Regions from separate parts of the Homo sapiens genome. Here region 2 is linked to region 1. The links are chromatin contacts, found by Hi-C in ENCODE. All regions are on one chromosome and are shown on one strand. Each heading gives the region's core, a stretch centred on a gene start or an enhancer-like site at or near the end of the contact. The rest is flanking DNA. Distances are from core to core; before and after follow the strand shown. Region 1 holds the start of OR51F1 (olfactory receptor family 51 subfamily F member 1). Region 2 holds the start of OR51G1 (olfactory receptor family 51 subfamily G member 1).

Region 1 (5,281 bases), core at 255-2,754:
AGCAGCCATCACTTTACACTTTTGAACAGCAGTAAATTACCCCCAAATACTTCACAGAGAAAAAGGTAACAATTTCCTTATATAACTCTCCACAAACTTACATATTTGACACTTACTAGTGTCAGTGCAAATGATGGTCCTCATTTTTTTGAAGGTTACTCATGCTCTACACTTAATCACCCACTACTTTCTTAAGGACTTTTATAGATCAATAAATCCTTCACATTCTATATTTTAAATTTCTCATTATCTGCTACATTTTTAACCTCCGTTTATAAACATATCAATTTCTCGAATTCTGTCCCATCTTGCAAAAATTCTCCATCTACCTGATACCCCTTCTTTAGACATGGCCTACTTCTCCCCTTGCCTTCACTGCCAAGTTTCTTAAAATAAACCGTACCTCCACTGCTAATACTTTCATCATTACCACACTGTAGCAGGTTCTCAATTTTCCACTGTTTTTTCTGGGATCGCTAATGGCTCTCAGCTGCATTTGAATTTTTTAATCCTTACTAGGCTTCACAGCGCAAGCAATTCGACACAGCTGCTCATGTAACATCCGGTCTTCACACCATGTTTTTTTTTTTTCTTCTTTTTTAGACGGAGTCTCTCACTGTCACCAGGCTGGAGTGCGGTGGTGCAATCTTGGCTCACTGCAACCTCTGCCTCCTGGGTTCAAGCGATTCTCCTGCCTCAGCCTCCCAAGTAGCTGGGACTACAGATACACGCCACCATGCCCAGCTAATTTTTGTATTTTTAGTAGAGACGGGGTTTCACCATGTTGGCCAGGATGATCTTGATCTCTTGACCTCGTGATCCGCCCACCTCTGCCTCCAAAGTGCTGGGATTACAGGCATGAGCCACCTGCCCAGCCTCTTTTGGTTTTCATAGTCCCCATAAAACCAGTCTCATCTTGCTTTAGTGTATATAGTGCATTCCAGTCTTCTGGAGAGTTCTGTCCTCATTGTTTTTCTCTTATAATTCTAGTCTCTGAAGTTGTTTACCTATAGTGTTGGATGAAAATGATAAATATACATTGATAACTTTATATTCCTGGCAAATATCTGGAGATCTGTGTCTGCAGACTCATACCCTTATGGTCACTGAAGAACCATGGATATTTTTAAGTGGCTATTATTCATTGTACTCACAAAATATTCAAAATTGAGGATACTTATTTTTTCTCAGCTAAGTCTTTATTCAAATAATCTTACAATATGATGCATCTTAATATATTCTGTAAATGGACACTATCATGAAAATGTATAAAATCATATGGACATATTTCCCTTGAATTTTATGGTACAAAAACATATTTTTGTGAACTATTTCTGATTATGAGTGGTAGATGAACATTATAATTTAATTTAAAGGTTTCTCAATGATGCAGATCTTATCTATGACCTTGGATAACTCTACTAACTAAAAGAAAATGTATCTAAATATTTTACATAACACTTAATGTATCACTTCTATAGGATGGAAGCATTGTGAGGACAAATGCTGCAAAACCAGGACACCATGGAAATCCTAAGCAACTCAACATCTAAATTTCCAACCTTCTTGTTGACCGGCATTCCTGGCCTAGAGTCTGCCCATGTCTGGATCTCCATTCCTTTCTGTTGTTTTTATGCCATTGCCCTCTCTGGGAACAGCGTGATCCTGTTTGTCATCATTACCCAGCAGAGTCTCCATGAACCCATGTATTATTTCCTCTTCAGGCTATCAGCCACTGATCTGGGCTTGACTGTTTCTTCATTGTCAACAACATTAGGTATCCTCTGGTTTGAGGCACGTGAAATCAGTCTATATAGCTGCATTGTCCAGATGTTTTTTCTTCATGGATTCACTTTTATGGAATCTGGAGTGCTGGTGGCTACAGCCTTTGACCGTTATGTGGCCATCTGTGACCCTCTGAGGTACACTACCATTCTCACTAATTCCAGAATCATTCAAATGGGTCTTCTGATGATTACACGTGCTATAGTACTAATATTGCCACTACTTTTGCTCCTTAAGCCTCTCTATTTCTGTAGAATGAATGCCCTTTCTCACTCCTATTGTTACCATCCAGATGTGATTCAATTAGCATGTTCAGACATTCGGGCAAATAGCATCTGTGGATTAATTGATCTCATCCTGACCACTGGAATAGATACACCATGCATTGTCCTGTCATATATCTTAATTATTCACTCTGTCCTCAGAATTGCCTCCCCTGAAGAATGGCACAAGGTCTTCAGCACCTGTGTCTCCCATGTGGGAGCAGTTGCTTTCTTCTACATCCACATGCTGAGCCTGTCCTTGGTGTATCGCTATGGTCGGTCAGCCCCCAGAGTAGTCCATTCAGTGATGGCTAATGTATACCTGCTTTTACCCCCTGTGCTCAACCCCATCATCGACAGTGTAAAAACAAAACAAATCCGCAAGGCTATGCTCAGTCTGCTGCTTACAAAATGAACAGACATAGTTTTATTTGATACAAACCTGGCATGAATGACTTGCACTGTAGAAAAGCGAACTTGCTCTCTTACTGCCTATTGCATGTGGGTTTTTAAAATATTTTTCATTCACCAAACAAATAGTAAATATGTTGTATATTTGGTCATAAAATATAAGTATGATATATCACCCAAGACATTTGTAGTGGAATTAGGAAAATAACAATAATGAAATGATAAATAATACTCCTGGCAATTAACATGTATTGACTCTTTGTTTCAGGCTAGGTGTTCTACTAACTGCTTTTAAGACATATTCCATTTATTCTTCCAAAACAGCGAAATGAAATATATATTACTATTAGCGATATATTACAGATGATGGAACAGATTTATAGACATTTAGGCCCCCAAAGGCCATGTGAATAACATGAGGCACAGTTGAGATTTGAACCCAGGTGTTCTGTATCTCAAATGCTATGCTCTTCATCACTGTATTACATACTCTGCCAAAGTCATGTAGCAGAAATGTTTTAAGATCAAAAGTAAGACCTGGATCTCCATGGTTCCATCCTTTGTCTTAAAAAGTTGTAGTAACCTTCTTAGAATATACTCTAGCTGTTTTCTTCATGGATAATTCATAATACAAAAGGTAGGAATAGATATGTCATGGCATGTGAGTCACTATCCAGTGTTGGACAGTCCAAAGAAAAGCTTTAGGGGTGAGGCACACTTGCTAATTTATCACAGGGAATGGGAACTTGAGAGAACTAGAAAAGAATGTAAAGTAAATTACAAGGAAGTTTGGGGCAGATGTTCTGAACCTTTTTCTGCATTGTGGTCCCTTAGAAAGCTAATGAAATTTATGGACCTTTCCCCATAGATAAACATACTCACATTATTTTCCATAGTTTTCACAGTTTTCACAAATGCCATTAAAGACCTATGTGACTCCTTAACCAGCTAAAGAACCAAGGTAAAGAATTCATAGTTCTTGCCTATACACAGTTTTACAGAGACAGACACAAAATGTTTGGTTTCTGAAAACGAACTTATGGTAACTCTTTGGATTTAAGAGACAGACAGAAGCTTAAAAATGTCAATTGCATATAATGGCAGAATAAAATCAGAGGGAAATGGAGATGGAAACCTAAAGGCAGTCACATCAATTTTATTGCCATTGGAAAAATAGTGATAGGTGGAAGAAATGTACCAGGTACCCCACAAATACTGAGGGCAGCAGTGTGCTGGAGAGAGCACACACCAGCTTGCAAGAGCCTATTTTTGCATATCTAACTATGCATTATATGATGTCATATTAGTAGCTTGAAATCACTGATAATGATAATTTTTATACCATGTGAACTGGTAAAAATTCTTTTAAATATTTATATAATAGCATTGTTCAATTTAATTTAATAGCATTGAGAACTTTTTCTGTTTTTAAATATTCAGTTTATCAGCACACAGTGACTGTAGGTATATTTTATGTTTGACCTCGTGGGAAACAACAAAAAATAAAAGATCAATAAAAAATATTACTGTGCACTCACGAAGGTTAAAATCTTGTGTGTGTAAAACATCAACATGAACAAAAAGTCATGAAATAATGGACTTATTGGGGTGATAATTCATAATATAAAAGTAAAATTTTACCCTTTATGTTGACTTCTGAGTTGAAAGAGTATCCAAAAGTGCATGCTGGATAGGACGATTTTGTAAGAAACTCTGTGGAAAAATGGAAGAAATATTATATGACAATTTTACTATTCATGGAAGAATTATCTTCTGAGTTTTAAGGTCTGTCTGTACATAGGCATGAAAATTATGAAACACAAACCCTTTTTTCTTCTATTTTCTCTCTTCTTCAGCTTTCCCCAGGTGAACATAGATTATAAAATTTGTGTTAGTAGCTTTAAAAACACCTTTTGATAAAACAATGCCATTATGTAAATGAATTTGTTTATCGATTTAGTTTACAAATTTGGCTACACTTTCTGACTTTTATATGTGAGAGTCTTTTTCTTGAGTAATTCTACATGCCTGCTAGCTGCTGGAACATCAGAAAGATAGATGTGGTAAAATAATGTAATATATACTAACATTATCACAATAAGCACTCATCGCAATATTCCGAACCGATAGCACAGCCACCAGCAGAAAATTTTTAAATTGTCAGAGTCACTGCAAAAAATGAATGTCATAGAGAAAGAGAGAGAGAAACCGTGGGAGGAAAGAAAAAAGGGAGAGAGAAAAAGGATGAAAAAAGGAAGGAAGGAAGGGAGGGAGGGAGGGAGGGAGGGAAAGGAAAGTGGGAGAGAAATTAAGGATGTAACTTAAATAAGTTTCCAAACAGCCCATTTGTTACACCAAGCAAGGATACCCATTTACTGATGTGAGTTAATTAAATCACTTTTTATTGTAGCAACAGAAAATCTATAGCCAGAAAGAATGAACTTATTTAAGACTATTTCTATCTAATTGTTAGAGTCAAAGAACTCCTCAAATACTGTACTCAACCCAAGCAGGTCTGTGATGTTACATCTGTATCCGGGGAAAAATGTAGTACCATGAAACACCGAGTAGAAGCACCTGGGTGAGTGACCCATGAAGACACTGATTATGCAAAAGTCCTTATAATCCTTGGGCTTGCAGAGGTGGCCCACACTTCTCTGGTAAGAACAATCATTTCCACCACTTCGCATAATTCTATCTCCTGGAGCTCTCTCCATCTCTTGTTCTCACCACCAGAATGAACACTGGCATTAAATTCCAGCATAAATCTGTTGGGAATGTGCTGGGCCTAGTAAGATAAGAAAGAGACTATAACCCGAAGA
Region 2 (5,525 bases), core at 685-3,184, 150 kb before region 1:
TTATTTCTTCCTCTTTCCTTGCCATCGTTCTTTATATCCCTTTTTTTTGCTTCTCATTTGAAATCATAAAACAAGAATGGTTTTATTCTTATATTAAATTGTTATTATTTTATTGTTATTCATTTGGATTTGAAATGTGAGTGGCAAAAGCTACAGGGATTGTATTCTTTCTTCAGTAGAGGCCCTTCAATGTGCTTCTACTTTGCCAGGAAAGAAACAGAAGCTTTTTGAAAGAATGTTCTCAACTTCCTATCTTTCTTTTCTAAAAAATCCTAATATTCTCACCCATCTGTAGATTTTCTCTCAGAGGGAAATGGCACAGAATATAAACTTTTTACTTAATCCTCCTCACCCACTAATAAGGTAAGCCCTTACAATGCTTTGCCAGTCTATTAAAACAGTCTCTGAAAAATTAACAGTGACTTAGCCATTGTAAGTAAAATGTCTAAAAAACAAACAAACAAACAAACAAACTTGTCCTACTTCATTTTTTTTTTTTTTGTAGTTAACAGTGGTGGCTTGGTTTTATTGACATTATGTACTATTACTTTCATCCTATTTCTCTGATTCTCCATTCTCTGTCCCCTTTCTAGTTTTAACATTATGACCTGCCCTCATTTAAAAGTTATCAGTTTTATGAACTGACCCCCCATCTTTCCTTTTCACCATTCATCTCCTAGGGACTTTCTCCATACCCACGGTGCATACCTGTAACTCAAGCCCTCAGTCACACCACAATCGCTACATATAATATCCTCTAGACCCTCTCCCCAGAAATTTCTCTTTAAATTCAGCATATCCAAACTGGACTCGGTCTCTAAAACATGTGTCTTCTGTTGCCATCCATCTTGACTTATTGAATGGTATTCATATAATGGAAATGTCTATTCATAGACTTTTCCAAGATAGGAAACGCATGGGATTTTAAATTTAATTTTTTTAATGTTCTCTTCTAATGGCTAAAGTACTGTGCAATAGTAGTGGGAAAATACGGTTTAATGTCCAATAACATAGACTTTGCAGTACAATGTCAGGGTTTAAATTTCATCCCCAACACTTACTTGCTCTGTAAACCTACCCAGGTCACTTTACCTCTCTGCGCTACAATTTTCTCACCTGTACTATGCTCCTAAGAATAGAACTTACAAGATAGAACTGGTGTCAGAGTTGAATGATGTAATGCACATTAGGCATTTACAAATTAACAGGCTCACAATGCATTTAATAAATGTTATCTTTTAGGATTTTAATGCATGTGACAATGTACTAGTCACACTACACTTATATATATATAACACAATAGAGCATTTTTCAATGCAATTGAATAAAATTTATGAAGGCAGAACAAAGGAGAACTCAGTTCAGATATTACAGGAACAGACCTGGATACCTAGATGTCATATCAATCCCAGCCCCACAGGCAAAACTCACTCTGAATGCCTTCTGGTTTCGTTTCCTCATTCTAAACCAAAGATTTCAGGCTTTTCCTGGTGATTTCAGATTTTTCTCCTTTGCTCCTTGTGTTTCAAACCTAGTGTAAATCTCTTCTTCCTTCCCATCTCTAGATCCAGTCCTGGCTTAACTGCCCTGCTATTAAAGACATACATCTCGTATCATATCTCTCAGAACGAAGTCCCAAATTCCCCTTTTCTAGAATTGTTTTCTGAAGTCCAAGATTCTTCCAAGATGTTCCTTTGTTCCAGGCTTCAGATTAGCCTACTATTATTTGCCTCCTCATCCATCAAAAGTCTCCTTCCTAGACCCAGTAGAAAAGGCTAATAGATCAGCCCCCACCCAGTTCTCCCCTATGCCATCTGCAGATGCTTCCTTACTGGCTGATCTTGGGACATTTAGGTGAGTGAGAATTCAGCCTTGTCACTTTCCAGGAATCTCATTCTATATTCCAGGTTTCTGAGTCCAAGATTGTAAAGCTATGACAATTCTTCTTAATAGCAGCCTCCAAAGAGCCACTTTCTTCCTGACGGGCTTCCAAGGTCTAGAAGGTCTCCATGGCTGGATCTCTATTCCCTTCTGCTTCATCTACCTGACAGTTATCTTGGGGAACCTCACCATTCTCCACGTCATTTGTACTGATGCCACTCTCCATGGACCCATGTACTATTTCTTGGGCATGCTAGCTGTCACAGACTTAGGCCTTTGCCTTTCCACACTGCCCACTGTGCTGGGCATTTTCTGGTTTGATACCAGAGAGATTGGCATCCCTGCCTGTTTCACTCAGCTCTTCTTCATCCACACCTTGTCTTCAATGGAGTCATCAGTTCTGTTATCCATGTCCATTGACCGCTACGTGGCCGTCTGCAACCCACTGCATGACTCCACCGTCCTGACACCTGCATGTATTGTCAAGATGGGGCTAAGCTCAGTGCTTAGAAGTGCTCTCCTCATCCTCCCCTTGCCATTCCTCCTGAAGCGCTTCCAATACTGCCACTCCCATGTGCTGGCTCATGCTTATTGTCTTCACCTGGAGATCATGAAGCTGGCCTGCTCTAGCATCATTGTCAATCACATCTATGGGCTCTTTGTTGTGGCCTGCACCGTGGGTGTGGACTCCCTGCTCATCTTTCTCTCATACGCCCTCATCCTTCGCACCGTGCTCAGCATTGCCTCCCACCAGGAGCGACTCCGAGCCCTCAACACCTGTGTCTCTCATATCTGTGCTGTACTGCTCTTCTACATCCCCATGATTGGCTTGTCTCTTGTGCATCGCTTTGGTGAACATCTGCCCCGCGTTGTACACCTCTTCATGTCCTATGTGTATCTGCTGGTACCACCCCTTATGAACCCCATCATCTACAGCATCAAGACCAAGCAAATTCGCCAGCGCATCATTAAGAAGTTTCAGTTTATAAAGTCACTTAGGTGTTTTTGGAAGGATTAAGTTAGAGTAAAGAGAGGAAGTTTTGGACATAAAGCCCACAGGTTTCTGTTTGTTTTCAGCTGTGCTGTGGCAAAATAATAAACCGTTGACTGTCAACAAAAAGGCAATTGGCTGTGCAACATAAGGCAGTGTGACCAGGAGAAAGTTACTTACCTCTCTGTTCTCCAGTTTCCTCAACTGCAGAATGAGCAAGGAAATAATTATAATACCTTCCTTCCTCATAGGGATGTTGTAAATATTTAATAATTTAGGTAGTTTTCTAACACAGTGTCTGGCAAATATACAATTTTCAATAAATATTAACCATTATGATTGGACAAAATCTAAAACAGTACAAAAGTTTCATCTTTCAATTCTCTGGCCAGTGTAATTTCATTGATGATTAACTGTTTAAACATATTTTTATTTATTTATTTTTATGTTACTTTATCATAATTACAGATTTTATTCATTTACAACATATTTGTACATATCTATATCCACACCCCAGGCAATGATTTTTCATGATAGTCTTTACTAAACATATGCCCACAAAATTAAGAAAAGGAGGAGACACCCTGGGAGTTTAAGGGAAGTTATCAAATTGAAACAGCACAAAATTATGCATGGATAATCCTCAAAAGATGTAATTGAGATTGAGGATTATCACCTGAGTAACTGGGGAAAAGCCTTGATTTCTTCCTTTAGATATGAAGGTAAAAGAGTAAAAATGTAAAAGAAAATTATGTGTTATTTTGTGCTTATTTGTAAGACGTTTCTCTCATCTCTGTATCTAGCCATATCAAACAAAGTCTGCATGAAGAAACAAATACTGCTGTTTTTCTTTCTTGGTGTATTTTGATATTCCTTGGCATATAAATCTGCTGTGTCATGCTTGTTTGTGTTGGTACATATATCCTAGTTGGCCAGTTTGTGTGAATTCATTTCTGTACATTATCACATATATCTAGATACATAGGGAGTGAACTTAGTAACTCTTTATATATTCATGTAGGTATTTTCTGCTATGACTTTATGTGGAGTCATGAGAAGGAGAGGGTTTTAAACAGCAATTTCTTCTCTTTCTAGTTACCTTGTCTTGACTCTAGATTCCAGAAAGGAAAGTCACCAGAAGGAAAACATAAAAATGTGAAATTCACCATGAAGAAGAAGTAAATTTAACTAGTAGAGCTAGAAGCAAGTTACCTACACTAAAAATTATCAATTAAGTTGATCATTTTTTCATATGCTTGTTGGCCATTAAGTGAAACATCTCAGAAACAGAAAGTCAAATACTGCATGTTCTCCCTTATAAGTGAAAGCTAAATAATGTTTACACCTGGACATAGTGTTCGAAATAATAAACACTGGTGACTCAGAAATGTAGGAGAATGGGAGGGCAGTAAGGCATGAGAAATTACCTAATGGGTACAATACACATTACTCAGGTGATGGTTACAGTAAAAGGCCAGACTTCACCACTATGCAATATATCTATGTAACAACACTGCACTTGTACCCTTTAAAATTATACAAATTTTTTAAAAGCAATAACTTTTAATAAAACTTTTTAAAAATTAATAAAGATCTATTTTAGAGCCTCTTCTTTCCCTGTGAAGAAGACACCAAAGAAAACAACTGCAAACATAACCGCTTTTGCATAACTTTAAATAAGTGCATATGATCATGAATACATACAAAGGTACACAATGGCTCGAGTATTTTAAATATGTAGATTCATACAAATATACATTCTCGTGAAATACCAAGTTTTGATAAGATACATGCACTGAACAACAGTGCTTACATGCTCACACAAGTGAAACCATACAGATCTGCACATGCATGCATATGTGTCCCAAATTAGAAACCTTCCGTAACTACACTTTTTCTTAGTACAGTGTTTCCATACTGGATGAAGCCATCAGCCTTTGGCCAGTGCATGACTTGAATCCCTCACGGATCTGCCACTGTCATTTATTTTATTTTATTTTGTTTTGTTTTGTTTTATTGTATTTTATCCATGTTTACAACCTAGTCCACTTACTCATGCTGGGCCTCTTTTGGAAAAGTCAGTATGCCTCTCTCTTTGCTAGACTGAGGCCCCAAGGCAGGATTTGGGACAACTTGGTTATAGCAGAGCTCTTTGGACTACATCTGAATTGTGAGCCTAGGGAAAAGAAGAGCTTCCCTTTTACAGAGTTCAAATAAGATAGGTACTTCATCCACTTGTCACAAGAATATAAAAGTCCTACAAGCTGCGCCTATGCTTTCTGCCATTTGTCAGTTATCCCTTCAATACCAACTTGTTACTCAGCTCATGGGATATTGTTTGGAAATCAGGACAGAATCTAAATGAGCTCCAGTGGTTTGACTTAAAAGATTAGCTACCTCTAAACTCACAGAATTCAATAAATATTCACTTGTTCATATAGTGTTATGTCTAAGTAAACACTCAAAGATGACATCTGATACCTATCAGTAATGACTGGATTTATTTACTACTAGAAGCACTTTATTTTCTGAATTAAAGTATACTTTTTAGGTAGGATATTAGAGAAAAGATTACCCTTCTCATTTTGAATATTTTATGGAGAATCAACATATGATGGTAAACCATAAATATAGGTAAAATTTGAATGAAACC

Evidence for each region. Hi-C counts contacts between places; a loop is a spot of excess contacts on that map.
Region 2: a map with no recorded cell type shows a loop between it and region 1 (2.6-fold over the local background). The contact joins the promoter of OR51G1 here to the promoter of OR51F1 in region 1. A Hi-C loop is called at or near these places in 1 of 37 single-sample maps with no recorded cell type.

The regions. Positions count from the first base shown.
Region 1 is chr11:4,766,161-4,771,441 of GRCh38, reverse strand. It overlaps OR51F1 (olfactory receptor family 51 subfamily F member 1), which reads left to right and starts at 1,504. Exons shown (of 1, transcript NM_001004752.2): 1 at 1,504-2,463. The coding sequence starts at 1,504. The coding sequence ends at 2,463. It overlaps MMP26 (matrix metallopeptidase 26), which reads right to left. Exons shown (of 8, transcript NM_021801.5): 2 at 4,101-4,172.
Region 2 is chr11:4,920,748-4,926,272 of GRCh38, reverse strand. OR51G1 (olfactory receptor family 51 subfamily G member 1) reads left to right here and starts at 1,934. Exons shown (of 1, transcript NM_001005237.1): 1 at 1,934-2,899. The coding sequence starts at 1,934. The coding sequence ends at 2,899. The region is part of intron 2 of MMP26 (matrix metallopeptidase 26); the gene reads right to left.